Linked DNA regions of Mus musculus: region 2 is linked to region 1. Evidence: chromatin loops called from intact Hi-C (ENCODE). Cell type or tissue: heart. All regions are shown on one strand.

What was found. A loop is a pair of places that touch in the nucleus more often than their neighbours do. Peaks named below come from ENCODE experiments on the same cell type or tissue, not always from the same donor. Only the 100,000 strongest peaks of a DNase experiment are listed, where the experiment ranks them.
Region 2: a loop joins it to region 1, with 2.9 times the contacts of the local background. A loop is called at or near these places in 14 of 42 quality-filtered maps.

What each region holds. Positions count from the first base shown.
Region 1 is chr8:110,897,644-110,905,643 of GRCm38, reverse strand. It overlaps Fcsk (fucose kinase), which reads left to right and starts at 3,156. Exons shown (of 24, transcript NM_172283.3): 1 at 3,156-3,222; 2 at 5,707-5,811; 3 at 6,098-6,249; 4 at 6,395-6,445. The coding sequence starts at 5,730. In heart, no CTCF peak of the experiment used is centred here; a DNase peak (open chromatin) is centred at 3,183; H3K4me3 peaks cover 1,246 bases; H3K27ac peaks cover 874 bases.
Region 2 is chr8:110,966,050-110,974,049 of GRCm38, reverse strand. St3gal2 (ST3 beta-galactoside alpha-2,3-sialyltransferase 2) reads right to left here. Exons shown (of 7, transcript NM_009179.3): 4 at 6,454-6,633; 5 at 4,817-4,862; 6 at 4,387-4,506; 7 at 1,553-3,948. The coding sequence ends at 3,775. Among named protein-coding and RNA genes, the nearest start is that of Gm51551, 20 kb to the left of the region's middle. In heart, no CTCF peak of the experiment used is centred here; DNase peaks (open chromatin) are centred at 3,669, 6,539 and 7,249; H3K4me3 peaks cover 1,471 bases; H3K27ac peaks cover 1,968 bases.

The DNA.
Region 1 (8,000 bases):
TCCTTCTTTCCGGAGGAGAGTCTCAGATCCAGGCTGTAACCATGGCTGCACTAGAACTGCTGATTCAGTCTCCACCTCCCGTGATGCAGGATGTAAAAATATTTTTAATTTCATGTCTGTGTGTTCTGTTCTAGTCACGGTTCTACGGCTGTGCAAAGGCAACTTTGATAAAGGAAAGCATTTAATTGGGAGCTTGCTTTACTCTTTCAGAGGCTTAGTTCACTATCATTATGGCAGGGAGCATGATGGCTCTCAGGCAGCCATGGCCCTGGAGCTGAGAGCTCTACATCCTGATCTCCAAGCAAAGGGAGTAAGAACAGACCTGGCTTGGGCTTTTGAAACCTCAAAGCCCACCCAGTGACACACTTCCTCCAACAAGACCACACCTCCGAATCCTTCTAATCCTTCCAAACAGCTAGTGACTATATAGCATTCACATATATGAATCTATAGGGGACATTCTCATTCAGCCCACCATATTCCACTTCCTGGGCCCTAAAGACTCGTAGCCATATCATAACGCAAGATGCATTAAATCCAACTTTAAAACCACCAGTAATCTTTTACAGTCTCAACACTGCTTAAAGTCCAAATCTTTTCTGAGAGTCATGGCCACCTCTCTCTCTCAGATTTATTTATTTATTTTATGTATATGAGTACACTGTAGCTGTACAGATGGTTGTGAGCCTTCATGTGGTTGTTGGGAATTAAATTTTTAGGACCTCTAATTGCTCTGGTCAACCCTGCTCGCCCCGGTTGGCCCCACTCGCTCAGTCGCTACTTATTCCGACCCAAAGATTTATGTATTTACTATTATACATAAGTACACTGTAGCTGACTTCAGACACACCAGAAGAGGGTGTTAGATCTCATTACGGGTGGTTGTGAGCCACCATGTGGTTGTTGGGATTTGAAATCAAGACCTTCAGAAGAGCAGTCAAAGCTCTTACCCACTGAGCCATCTCCCCAGCCCCTCAAGACCTTCTCTTAACCACAAGCCCCTGTAACATCAAAGTCAAAGAGCAAATCGCACAATTCCAACATACAATGGCACAAAATATATGTTACTATTCCAAAAGAGAAGAAAGGGTGCATGGTGAGGAAGTGCTGGGCCAGAGCAAGGCCAAAAGCCAGCGAGGCAATTTTGAGTTTGTTCTCTTTTCCCACCTTTACCTGGGCTATGCAGGGGAGGATAACTTTGAATTCCCGATCCCCCTACCACCCGAGAGCTGGGATTCCAGGCCTGTGCCACCCCATCCAGCCTTAGAGAAGGTCACGAAGGAAGTTCATTACTGTGCAAATATATCAACCATATTCTAATTAAAACCTCCATAAAACATAAAACCCTAAACAGGGATGCTGAAGTGATTTCCAGTTCTGGGTTATGGCAAACAATGCTGTCACGCACAGCTTTTGCAAAGCTTTGCTGCAAAGTTTTCCACTGTAGAGTTGGAAGTTTCTTCCAGAAGGATCCACCTGAGAAAAACAGGGACGTTTCCTGTCAATGCAATTCTAGCTGCCTATGTTCCCTCCTCAGCAACAATGGCGAGCCAGCCTCTGCTTCTTCACAGCTCCTGAGGAAAATAGTGGCTTTGGGCTTCTGCCAGGGGAAAGAAATAAAAATGTTAAGAGAAAAGAAGAAGGGAAAGAAAAGAGAATCTGAAGAAATTGGGTCATGGTGGCACACGCCTTTAATCCCAGCCTTGGGGAAGCAGAGGCAGGTGAATCTCTGAGTTTGAAGTCAGCTTGGTCTCTGGAGTGAGTTCCAGGACAGCCAAGGCTACACAGAGAAACCCTGTCTTAAAAAAAAAAAAAAAATCTGAAGGATATGGTGGTGAGTTCGTACAATCCTAGCACTCTGGAGACTGAAGTAGGAGGAGTTTGAATGAGGGCCAGCCTGGGCTACATAGGAAGATCCTATCTAAAAAAAATAAAAAATAAAACAAAACAAAACAACCAAAAAACAGGTGGAGAGATGGATCAGCAGGTGGCTGCTCTTCTAGAGGACTTGGGTTTGATTCCCAGCACCCACATGGTGGTCACAATGGTCTTTAATTCTAACTTCTGGGAATCCAATACCTGCTGGCAACCTCTTCTGGAATGCACGAGGTGCAGACACACATGCAGGCAAAACACTCAGGCACATAAAATGATGGCATTGACGGTAATAATAAAAGCAAAGTCATTTTCATAATTATTCATTTTTATTTTCATATGCATTGGTGTTTTGCCTGCATTGGTGGTTTATGTCTGTGTGAGGATGTTGTGATCTGCCTGGTCCTCTGGAAGTGCAGTGAGTGCTCTTAACTAGTGGAGCTATCTCTCCAGTCCCTAAAATAATAACTTTTTAAAAATCCTTCTTAAGCGGGCTGTGGTGGCACATGCTTTTAATTCCAGCACTTGGGAGGCAGAGGCAGGTGGATTTCTGAGTTCGAGGCCAGCCTGGTCTACAGCATGAGTTCCAGGACAGCCAGGGCTATACAGAGAAACCTTGTCTCGAAAAACCAAACAGAAAACAAAAAACAGAAAAAAACAAACAAACCCCAAAACCCCCATCCTTTTTAAAAGGTCAAAATAAAGGGATTGGAGAGATGGCTCAGCAGTTAAGTTCTTCCAGAGGTTCTGAGTTCAATGCCCAGCCACCACGGGATGGCTCACAACCATCTGTTATGGGATTCGATGCCCTCTTCTGGTGTGCATGAAGACAGCTACAGTGTACTCATATTCAATCAATCAATCAATCAATCATTCAATTAATCAATAGTTAAGAAAGACTTAGCTTTAATAAAAAGTATTTTAAAAGGTCAAAATTACAGCCAGGCGATGGTTGCACACACACTCAATAGGCAGAGGAAGGCAAATGAGTTCCTGGACAGTGAGGGCTACAAAGAGAAACCCTGTCAAAACAAAACAAAACAAAACAATCAAAATATACTTTTACCTTGTACCCGAGTCACAACAAACAAACAAACAAACAAACAAACAAACAAACAAACAAAGAAACAGTTGGCCAGTGTCTTTAAGACACCTGTTCTCTCTGGAAATTTGTATATTTAGCACTCCTTGTAAGTTTGAGAACTTTGTCCTTTCAGTAAGGCGGGGCTGCGAGTAGGTTCTGAGGACTCTGGCGGGAGGCCGAATGAACTCCATTTCCCAGGGTGCGCCGCGCTGCATGCGCAGCCGCGTTAAAGAGCCGGCTCTGCGAGCGCTGGGCGGACGCAGGTATGTGGGTCCGCGGGGTCTTCAGTTCCACTGTAGTTTGGGGCGCCTTCCTGCGGGTTTCCCAGATCTCTGCCGTCGCCCCCAGCGCTAGTTAGCTGCAGGGGACCTCTGTAGTGCAGTCTTCTCTTGATCTGGGTTTTCAGAGGGAACCCCCACGACTTGCGGACACCTGGCACACCGAGCGACATTCCCTTGAGCCAGGGAGCTCTAGATGCCAGCGCTGCTCTGATTTTGATTTGAGTCGTTTTCCTGCCTCAGTTTACCCCACTGGGTACACATTGTATGAACGTATTGTTTACTATCTGGTTTTACTTCCAGCCAACTTCTTTCTGCCTCTTGTTCTTCAAAAAGCTGCAAATTAGAGTCTCCTGGGCCTGCCTCTCTCTCTCTCTCTCTCTCTCTCTCTCTCTCTCTCTCTCTCTCCCTCTCTCTCTCTCTCTCTCTCTCTCTCACTCACTCACACACACACATACATTCAACTTTTAAAGTTTTTAAAATGCTGAAATGTGCGTAGTCCCTACCTATACCATCTTTGTTCAATGAGCAGATTATGAGCTGGCATAGTGGCCCAGGCCTGTAAACCTAGTATTGGGAAGTGGAGGCAAGAAGATGGAAAGTTTGAGGCCAACTAAGGCTGCATAATATGAGCCTGTCTTAAAAATATGTACTTGGAGTGTGCGTGCGTGTATGCATAAGGGGCCTTATTTTATCATCCCTGGGTATGCTCACTCTCCTGCAATTTTCCTGAGGTTTCCTAGCACTGGAAAGCAAACAGAACTAAAAAAAAAATCAACCAACCAAAAATCCTTGACTAGATGAATTGGTGTAAGCTTTTAGCCAGGTTTGCTTTGTAGGACTATGTCGTAACTAAAAAAGAAAAGAAAAAAAAAAAAAAAAGACATAAAAAGTTCCAGTCCTCAAAACTCCAACTTGGATTGAGCAAATGAAGCTCTGTGAAAATGGGCAGAGTGCTGCTATAATTTCTTCTCTGTATTCTAAGATCACTGTGCAAATGCCACGTGTGACAACCCAGGACCATTCCTCCCTGTGACTGAGAACATAGACACGGGGACACACCCAGCTATTTATGCTAGCTCTACCTGACCTTAGGCAGCCTGCTTATTCTTTAAGCCAGGCTTCCTTTATGCCTGTGGTGTGATAAGATCACCTATTAGGACTGGTGAATGGCTCCTGTGAGCTGTCACTACAATGCCGTTGGCTAGGTGCCTGAGAAACACTCCTTAAGTGTTAGTTACTCTCCTGGCTGATCTGACTGGGAAAACTCCATAGCCTTGCTTGACTTCTTGAGACTTTTCCAGATCTTCCCCTACCCTCACCCAGCAACCCCATATTATTCAGAGTTGTCTAAATTTGCTTTTCTATCGCTGTGATAAAACTACCAAAAGCAACCTGGCGGGGAGAAGGGAGGGTATATGTTTTATACTTCCCGGTCAGGAACCCCAGGCAGGTATTTGGAGCAGGAATCGTGGAGACATGCTGCTTACTGGTTTGCTTTCTTGCTTGCTCAGCCCTTTCTTATATGACCCAGGGGCTCTCTTAGATGCCTCGGGATGGGGCCCGCACACAGTGGCGTAGGCCCCCTACATCAGCCATCAATCACCACAGCCTCTCAAAGACAAGCCCAAGGGGATTTGATTGAGGCAGACCTTCAGCTGAGGAGCTTTCTTCAGAGGTGACCTTATGTTATATCAGGGTGACAATTAAAGCCAGCACTATGGTCTTTGACCTGGAATCTATTTCAGAGCCTTCATTTCCTCCCAAACAGGGCTAGGCTAAAACTTTCTTACTCCACTGCCACCTTGGAAAGGTGTGTCATTCACTCAGCCACTGTCGGGCACCACATATTGTTTTGCGGAGGGGAACATTACAAGTCATGCTTTTTTTAAAAAAAAAAAAAAACTTATTCTTCTTTTATTTGCATTGGTGTTTTAACTGTATGTATGTATGTGTGAAGATATCAAGATCCCCTGGAACCGGAGTTACAGACAGTTGTGAGCTGCCATGTGTGTACTGGGAATTGAACTTAGGACCTCTGGAAGAACAGCCAGTGTTCTTAACTGCTGAGCCAACTCTCTAGCCCTTAAAGGCATGCTTTTTATTTTAAAAGTCCAGTGAACCGAGTTAAGGATAAGGAGGGGCTGGAGAGATGGCTCACTGGTTAAGAACACCTACTGTTCTTGCAGAGGTCTTGAGTTCAATTCCCAGGATATACGTGATAACTGATAGCTATCTGTAACTCCAGTCACAGGGGAACTGGCACCCACCTCTCACCTCCGAAGGCTCTTGGCACTGCACTCATGTGTTATAATGCACATACGCAGGCAAAACACTTACACACAAAATACAATAAAATTAAAAAAGAACCCATGCTTGTGTTAGAATTCATAAAATTATACCAGAACGAGTCACACTAACGTATGACCATCAGAAACATTCACGTATGCTTATACATTGCTGTTTCAGGAAGCCCCTCCATTTTGGCCAGAATGGAGCAGTCAGAGGGAGTCAATTGGACTGTCATTATCCTGACATGCCAGTACAAGGACAGTGTCCAGGTCTTTCAGAGAGGTAGGTGACACACCGTCCCCCATTTTCTTTATATTAGGAACTCTCTCTTCTCTTCCTTACCAGACCCCTGCTGCACTGGGGGCCTGGTAGACCTGGGTTGAAACACAGACTTTCTTCCTAGTCTTGATACCTGATATACACGTCACGTCCTTGGCCCTGAGAGAGAGAGAGAGAGAGAGAGAGAGAGAGCGCTAAATCAAAGTAATCAAATGAGTGTTCCAGTCATTTGGTTCAGGGCAGACTAGTGGTGACTGTGCGTGTCCCCCAACATTTATTTTGCTCCCAGAGCTGGAGGTAAGGCAGAGACGGGAGCAGATTCCTGCGGGGACGATGTTACTGGCTGTGGAGGATCCCCAGACTCGAGTCGGCAGCGGAGGAGCCACCCTCAACGCACTGCTGGTGGCTGCTGAACACTTGAGTGCCCGAGCTGGCTTCACTGTGAGTGCTTCTGAGCCGCGCTGCCCCTCTGGCCCATGTTCCCGTTGAAACTCAAATAGTGTCGACGACTTCTAGACCTTCGGGGGTTTGTTCTGTGAGTCTGACAGGCTCATCTCTGCCCCATTGTCTCTCCTGCTCTTGGCAGGTGGTCACGTCCGATGTCCTGCACTCTGCCTGGATCCTCATCTTGCACATGGTAAGCAGGATTCCGAATGTGCGTGCGGAGGGTCAGAATCTTGGTTCGAGCGATTGGATGACACTGTAGGGGTGTTCTACCATGGTGCATGTGCAAGGTGTTCATTGTGTAAATCCAGAGGGATGAATGAAAGGAACTGTCTAGACGTTGGGAGCTGGTTAGGAATGTACTTTACACAAATCAAAACGTCCATCTGGAGATGGAGAGAGGGTTCAGTGGGTAAGAGCATTTACTGTGTAAATATGAAGGCCTGGGTTCAAATCCCCAATACCATGTACAATCTGAATATGGCTTTGTGTGTCTATAATCCCAGGATCAGAGGACATGCACCTGCACACGTGTGTGCATGCAGCACACACACACACACACACACACACATACACACACACACATACATGCATATAGACACATACATGTACAGGCAACATATATGCATACAACACACATGTGCATGCAACACATATGCATACAACACACACAAATACATGAACACACAAATGTGCATGCAACACACACACAAATAATAATAAAAGAAAGAGGTCCATCTGGGGCAGGCAAGATGGCTCAGTGAGCTAAGGCTCCTAGTGCCAAACCAGACAACCTGAATTTAGTCCTGAGGAGTCAATTCTAATTGGAAAGTTTATCAAGATAAAAGCTAATACAGAGGTTTTTTTGTTTTATGTATGTATATACGTATGTATGTATGTATGTATGTATGTATTTTTGCCCAGATTCCCCCAGTGGTAATTTGTAAACAGCCAGGATATTGTCATTGCTATAGATGCCCGTCTTACTCTCCAGTGTTAAACCTTCTGGACCTATGTGGCTTTCTGCTGTTGTCTCTGCCCTTCCTTCCCTATTTTTATTTACGCTTGCATGTGTGTGTTTCTACTTGTTTGCATGTACACCATGTGCATACCCTGCTCACAGAGGTCAGAACAGGGTACAGAGGGTAGAAGAGGGCATCGGGTTCCCACAGAACCAGAGTTACAGGAGGTTGTGGGCCGCCCAGTGTGGGTGCTCTGAAGTGAACCTGGGTCCTTTCTAAGAGCAGCAAGTACTCTCAACCAATGAGCCATCTCTCCAACCCAGGTCCCACCTCTTCAGCACAGTCTGTGCTTTTTGGAGATTATTATTATGTATGTAAAGTTCTTGTTATATTTATTATGTGTATGTGCATGTGTGTATGCACGTGGAGGTCAGAGGACAACTTTTGGGATTAGTTCTTTCCTTCTACGATGTGAGTTTAAGGACTCTGAGTCGCCTTTCAGGCTTAGTGGCAAGTTCCCTTATCCACTGAACCGGCATCATACTGGCCCAGATCCCATTATTAGGTCTTTAGATCAGGACCTCATGGGGTCGGAGAGATGGCTTAGTGATTAAGAGTGTTTGATGCTCCTGCAAAGGATCCAGGTTCAGTTCCTAACACCTACATTGGACCGCTCACACCCACTGATAGTTCCAGTTTCGAGGATTTGATGCCCTCTTTTGGCCTCCGCAGGCACCTGCATGAACACGAAACACATGCAGATAAGTAGGTACACACTTTTTTTTT
Region 2 (8,000 bases), 68 kb before region 1:
AGTCATTTTTATGTTCATTTAGATCTTAAGATGTTGTATTGGTGCTCACCTGTGAACCTCGACAGTGAAATAAATATCAACTGAGCCCAGAATTCAGGGATTTAGCCTATACAACAATAGGAAAGGACAAAGATCAAACAAAACATGTTTAGACTCTTTTGGATCTGAAATATTTTGGTTCCACAGAAGAGAAGTACCAGATAGATGTGTATGTAGGCTAGAGTTTCAGCCCTTGAATGATGGTGAACACGGGAGAGCAGGTATGAGATTGAAAATCACGGTCTGCCTAGAATGGGTAGTGCAGAAGACATCAAGGTTTGCCTGTGAGTGTGCAGGTGTTTGAGTGCTGTGGGGAAGTTTCAAAGAAGGGCAAGAGAAGTGAGAAGGCACAAAACAAGATGGAGCAATAGTTACTACCTGCACTCACCTAAATGGTGACACTGAAAGTGAACATCTCTTAAAAACAAGGCAGAAAGGGCTGGAGAGAGCTCAGTGCCTGACACCAGTAGTTGCTCTTCCAGAGGGTCTGGGGTCAAGTCCCAGCACTCACATGGCAGCCCAGAACTGTAACTTCAGTTTCAGGGGATCTGACACATGCAGGCAAAACACCAACACATGTAAAGTTTTAAAAGGGAGGGGGGTGGGGGCTACTGAGATGGCCCCAGCCCCCCTCCCTTTTAAATGGTTAAGAGCAGTGACTGCTCTTCTGAAGGTCCTGAGTTCAATTCCCAGCAACCACATGGTGGCTCACCACCATCTGTAATGACATACCCTCTTCTGGTGTGTCTGATGACAGTTACAGTGTACCTACATATAAATAAATCTCTAAGAAAAAGAAAAAGGGAGGGGGTGGGATGGCACACTCCAGCACTTTCAGAGCAAAGGCAGAAAGGCCTCTGGTTTTGAGGCCAGCCTAGTCTGCAAAGCGAAACCCTGTCTCAAAAAAGCAAAATTAAAGCCACATGGCAGGCCATCTCTGGTCTAAGAATGGAGTAAAAACAGCTCATCCCAGACCATTGCTGTTTCTACCCAGCTACCCTCGTGCAATCCTGATAGGTTTTATGAACATAAAACTCTACATGCTGCCTTCCACATTGGTCTCCTATCTATTTTAACAGAACAGCCCTGCCCCAGTCTCAGAAACCATAATCACAGAAGAGTTAAACGACCAGAGGACAAAACTTATGTATCTGATGTCTGTCAGTTTTTTTTGTTAAATAGCATATACCCTGGAACCCACGAGGCAGAGCTGATGGATCTCCTAGGAATTTGAGACCAGCCTGGTCTACAGAGCATAGGTACAAGACAGCTGCTCTCTCAGAAAATCAACACTAGTTTAGTGTACCTCCTCAGCCTCGCTAAGACTGCAGGGATGAATCACAGCAGCTGGGGTGGGGGAAGGTAATCCATCTGTACTGTGATGATGCACACCTGTAGTCCCGACACTTGGGAGGCAGAGGCAGGAGGATTTCTGAGTTCCAGACCAGCCTGGGCTACACAGAGAAACCTTGTCTTGAAAAGACAAGAAGTACTACTTACTACCTGTGGGTTTGGTTTTTTTTTTTTTTTAATTTAGTTCTAAGATCCATACGACCTATTTTAGTGAGTAGTTTAAGGTGCAGACCCAACATTCCCCCCTGTTTTCCAGTTACCCTACTGAAGTTTAAGCATTTATCCTTAGTGACAGGCAAAACTCAGAGAGGCACTATCTGCCCTCCGCAGCTCTCCCAGAGAACTCTTCCTTTGCATAGCACTTTGTACTGGCAACAAGCTGTGGGCCACACAGCACGATTGGGCTAAGCAGAAAAATGTCAGAACTCGTGAGAGAACTCACTAGAGATTTTTTGCTCCTTTTTTTCCCCCTTAAGAAAGGTCTCATGTAGCCCAGGTTAGTTTGAAAGTTACCATGTAGCTGAGGCTAGCCTTTAACTTCTTTTCCTGCCCCTCAGCCTCTCAACTGCTAGGATTAAGGGCACATGCCACCATGCCTGACATAATAAGTTGATTTTTTTTTTTAAACCATAATACTCAGAGTCCTTAGGGGGGACTTCAGTGAACAGAGCCCATGAACTAGACTCCTCAGCCGTAAGAGGGTATCAGAGTTGTGTTGTTCTCCCAAACACCCTTACCTCCTTAGACACCTAGGATGGTGCAGTTCAGAACAGATGAGTGACTCTATGGGCTTTGTTCTTTTTAATTCAGGGAAAGAAACGGAAGGGAAAGTTGAATGTTTAAATAACTCTAGAAGAAAAAGATGTAGATTCTGGGACCTACCTTTTCTAGAATGGGGATTCATGATTTAAACAAAACAAAGGGAAGAAAAATAAATTACTCTTCTCAATACTGTTTGGCATAATTGCATTGCTTTCCCGTTTCTCATCACAGCAGCTTGAGAGCAGAGATGAGACAGGCAAAAACTGGAACGGTGACTATGTGCGATGGTTCGAGCCCTGAGAGGTTCTGCTATACGCCCCTCCCTTTTTTTTTTTCCTCCACCCGTGCTTTTGAAACTGGGAAGGAACAGACTCGAGCAAAGTTCTCCATGTATTAGTTTTTAGGGTTGTTGCCTCATCCCAAACCTCTTAACACTCTCCCTTATGTGTGACTGTCCCCCAACCAGGCTGCTTGGTAATGTGAACTCATTAAGAATGGGAAATATTTATGTGGACGCTGCAGCAGGGACGTGTTTTCTGCGGCCTGAGACATTCACTGAAGCCCTTTCTCCCAGTGAACCTCAACTGTGACCAAGTCATGCAAGTAGCTTCCAGTTGTAACCCCTGATTCTTGACTGAGCGGCCCTTCTGGAGCTGGAGAGTAGGTTAGAACAGGCGAGTAAGCAGGGTAAAGGTGCGGACAGGAGGAGGCATGCAGGGCAGCCACCAATCCGCTCCTCCCCAGCAAAGCTCCGAGCCATCTGCGCGAGGCCCCGCAAACAATTGTCAAGCAATCTTGGTTGGATCGCCATCCCTGGCAGCTTGAGGGTAACTAAAGCATGAGTCCAAAGCAAATCCTACCCCCAAGCAAGAGGCTGCCTGCTCCTCTTTGGGGTGACAATGAAAGAAAACGGTACATGCTCAGGGATCTCCTTTCCAGCCAACTGTCCAACCGTGTTGCTCTCTCGCGCCTTAGGGCTAAAGACACGGGTCACGTGTGGGAGAGCAAAAGCAGCCGAGTCAGGGTGGTCTCACTTTGTCTCCGAATCAACAGGTGAGCTGGAGAGGAGGCCCAGGACCTAAGGACAGACGCTGAGAAGGTGGTAGGAGACAGGAGTGAGGGCACATGTGAGAGAAGCACCTTGCATGTGACCCGGTGAAGCTTCCTACCCGTTCCTGACACTAGTGAGGCCCTAGGGAGATCAACCCAACAGGGGGTGAATTCAACCCCCTACTACCTGGTGCGCCACGGAAAGCCCTGGAGAGTGTCTCACCGGAACCACATTTCTTTGGATGGCTTCACTCACCCACCCGGCCTAAGCTGGAAATGAGCAGTTCAAGGCGCTCCTGCCCAGCCCCAGACCCGCCTCTTAAAAAGCATCAAAATTCTTATCCAAAGCAGGTTTAGGGGAGGGGGTCGAGGCCCGCCGCCTCCCAAGGCCATGATTGGTGGAGACGGCGGCGCCGGAAATTCTCCTTGAGTTGCGTGATTGGCTAAGAAAGAAGCTCCTCCCAACTGCAGCACTGATTGGTTGCTGGGGACGGCGCAGTCTGATTGGTGGGCTGCAACCGGCGCTTGCCGGACCCAGAAGTGACTGGTTCTGAAGGCGCTCAGGGCCGCTCAGTTCCCTCGGTAGACCTCGATCTTGCTGGCCTTGGCCAGCATGTCGATGATGTGGGCTTCGAAGTCGGCGTCATGCACGCCTGTCTTCCGGAACTCGCCCGCGTACCGGTTGTTCTCCCAGTAGTGGTGCCAGTTGCCTCGACTGTCGGCCCCGAACCCATACACGTTCACCTGTGAGGAGGGTGGCACAGGGGTCACTGGGAGTCGGGGGCGTGGTTGGGGACACCCAGGCCTGACATAAGGGCACTGACTCAGAGGGGACTTCTGTCTCTTTCTCATTTGTGTTTCGCTTTTTCACGACTGGGTCTTATGTAGCCCAGGTTGGCCTCAAACGCTGCTCCTGTCTCAAACTCTCCGTATCTGATTACAGGTGCCACCATGACCCTGCTAAAAATGTGCCTTTTAAATGAAGTAGTTTTGTTAGTAAATCTTAAAAGGTAATGACGATGGGAAATGCAAAAATATTGTTTATAGGAATAACAGATATGAAAAAACATGGTTTCTGTTTACAAAAACTACTTCCCGGGAACCACAGCTAAGATGGGGAAAGGGCTGTTTCCTCTGTTTATGGTTCTCCTAATTCTGCTCTAGACAACACCGACTGCCTACCTCATCACACACATGTAGTGCAAAGAAGAGCACCAGCATTCCTGTGGAAGGGTAGCGCCCGTGGTGCTCGGTCCACCTGTCGTGAATGTACTTGAAGAAGGCTGGGTTGTAAATCTGGACCTGCAAGGAGAGAAAGGTACATGAAGGGCTTGGAGGTCTGGAGATTTGGGCCAGGCTCTGAACAGCTTCTAGCAGTTCCTCGGGAATGCAGCACATGGGTATTCCTAGGTTCTTGTGTTCATTGTAGGGGTCAGGCATACCAGCAGATGCAGATCCCACACCTGCCCCCTCCCCCTGCACCCCCAGGACAGGATTTCTCTTGGGTAGCTCTGGCCATCCTAAAACTCACTCACTCTCTTGGCATCGCTTGAATAAGCCAGCATAATTTCCATGGTGGTGAGAGTCAAAAGACAGGGGGTAGAGAACTTACCTTCTCTTTGTCCACTCGAAGGAAGGACTTCACTGGGGCATAGGTGCTGCAAGAAAACAGGAAAAAAAACCTTTCAGATGGCAACACATTTGCTCCTGATGACCAAATAGTGACACCCTCACAATTTCTAGACTGACCTATTCCCGTTGCATGTTCGCCACTGCAGGGCCATGATAAAAACCTTCAGTGGCTTTCGGGATAAAATTGGGATCCTCTAGTCAAGCCTAGGAACTTGCAGTTTCACCCTTTCTCCCCTAAGCTCTCTGTTGGGAAACTCAGCATTTGGAATAGCTGATCTCAAACTCGCCGTGTGTGTGTGTGTGTGTGTGTGTGTGTGTGTGTGTGTGTGTGTGCCTACTTTTTATGTCAACCTGACGCAAGCTAGCGGCATCTGAGAGGGGAGAACCTCAATTAAGAAGATGCCTCCATAAGATCTAGCTGTGAGGCATTTTCTTAATTAGTGACTGATAGGAGGGTCCAGTCCATTGTAGGTGGAGCCACCCCTAGGCCGGTGGCTCTGGCTTCTATAAGAAAGTAGACTGAGCAAGGCATAAGGAGTAAGCCATTGCTAAACCACTTTTGGCCTTCTTACTACTTTAAAAAAAATTTTTTTTTACTTTAATCCCAGCACTTGGGAGGCAGAGGCAGGTGGATCTCTGAGTTCAAGGCCAGCCTGGTCTACAAAGTGAGTTCCAGGACAGCCAGGGCTATACAGAGAAACCCTGTCTCGAAGAAAAAAAAACAAAAACAAAACAAATCAAATAAAGCTGGGGAGATGGTTCAGTGGTTACCAGCATTTGCTGCTCTTGCAGAGGAATCAGATTTAGTTCTCAGCACCCACATGGAAGCTCACAAACACCTGTATAACCCCAGTTCCTGAGAATCCGATGTCCTCTTCCAACCTCCTTGGGCTCTTGCACACATACAGTGCACATATATACACTCAGTCACATTCACATAAATGCTTTTTTTTTTAAATGTAAGCCAACAAAACCTGACAAACTTTTGGTAAACCAGGCCTTGTGACACAGACCTGTGATCCCAGTCAGTAGGGGAGCTGAGACATGAGGATCACAAGTTCAAGGCCTGCTTCAGCTGCAGAGAAAATTTAAGGCCAGTTTCAGCAGCTTATCAAGAGCTTGTCTCAGAAATAAAACAAACAAACAGCAATAAATAGAAAAGGCAACCAGGGATGGAGAGATGGCTCAGTGGTTAAGAACACTGGCTGCTCTTCCAGAGGTCCTGAGTTCAATTCCCAGCAACCACATGGTGGCTCACAACCATCAGTAATGGGATCTGATGCCCTCTTCTGGGTTGCATTAAGACTGAGTACTCATATACATACAATACATACATAAATCTTAAAAAAGAACAACAACAAACCCTCAGTGAAATGAATTGTCAGGGTTGCCAGCTGTGATAGAACTGCCATCTCAAAGACAGTTACCAGAGAAAAAAAACCCCACAGCCCAGAGCTGTACCCTGAGCTGCACCACAAGGGAAGTGACATAGAATCAACTCCATTTTTGAGCTCCTACTTCGCACTAATTCAATTAGAGAACCTTTTGAACTCAGAGACAAGCCCTCCCATAGAACTCCTGACACCCGTGTGCTACTCAGCCAGCAAAGAGGCTCACAATCGGATCTGTCCTGTGGAGAGGGCGCTGGCAATCCACATTAGGTCCAGGGCCTTGAAGGGGACCAGCACGAAGCTGACATTGGCAGGCAGGTTCTTGGCACTCTCTGGGTACATGAAATGGTGAGTTGTTCGGCTGCCAACATCCTTCTCAAAGCCCACAGTCGGTGCCTGATTCATCCTAGAGAGAGAGGGAGAGAGAGAGAGAGAGAGAGAGAGGTGTGAGAAGGAACTACCATGAAACGTGGTGTGCGGGTTTTACAGGATAATTTGGCACTCACCAAAAATAAAAAAGGAAGTTGGACATGACGGCTAATGCCCATAAAGTTCTAGCTTTCAAGAAGCTGAGGCAGGAGGATTGCCACACATTTGAGGCCATCCTGCACTACAGCGTAACGTAACACCTGTCTTAAAAAAAAAAAAAAGGAAAAGAAATAAAATGACGTACACTTTGGCTCAGCAATGGTTGCTTAAGTAAAGATAAAGACTATTCTGTTAATCAAAGAACTGGGGGTACAATCTGTACATTCACCCACCGAATACCACTTAGGTACCAGGATGGAGTAAGTGTTACATGTTGGTAACAAACCCAGCTCTATTCAGTGAAATATCCTAAGGATGGAAAGTACCCCGATTCCTCTTTGAGACAGGATCTCATACAGCCCAGACTGGCCTTACATTTGCTGTGTATCAAACATCGGCTTTGAACTCCTGACCTCCTGCTTCCGCCTCCCAAGTGCTGGGATCACAGAGATGTACCCGTGTGCCAAGACAAGCCTCCCATTTTGGTAAACATCTTACATCACAGGCTCTAAGCACGAGCCTGTTGGTCTTGCTTCTTGCTGTTTAAGAGGACATTGCAGCATTCCTACCACAGTAGGGTGACCAGAAGCTCTGCTCCTTCACTATGGCACAGGGATCCGGGAGGGAGGGACAGTCTCCATGCGCCCCCCTAGCTTTCAGGCCAGCTCTATGAAACTGTACAAACATCGAATCAGAGTAGCTGGCACCAATCTCAGGAATGGGTGTAGACTTCCTATGCCACAGAGCACCTCTTGCTATTTTCCTCCTGCTCCTCTCCCAACATCTCAGTTGCCTGTGGATGGAAAGGGCACGAAGGACATGGAAGAATTCGGCTGGTGTTACCAAGCTGGACCGATGCTGGAATCCAGATTTAGGCTTCTGAGGACCTAAGCAGCAAACTTTATCTGTTGTCGTCGTTTTTGTTTATTTGTTTTTGAGTCAGGGTTTCTCTGTGTGGTCCTGGCTGACCCAGAGCTCACTCTGTAGACCAGGCTGACCTGTAACTCATAAATCCGCCTGCCTCTGCCTCCTGAGTGCTGGGATTAAAGGCGTGCACCACCACCACCCAATACAAGAGACAGATAGACCAAGCCCTGAAGATCAAAGAGCTGTGACTATCCAATTTTAGGGGGAAAAAAGGTTTGAAAGCAGCCTACTTGGGAGGAGGAAGAAGAGAAGTCAATGGTGGGTGGGTGAGTACGATCAAAACTAATTATATGCACATATGAAAATATTGGAATGAAG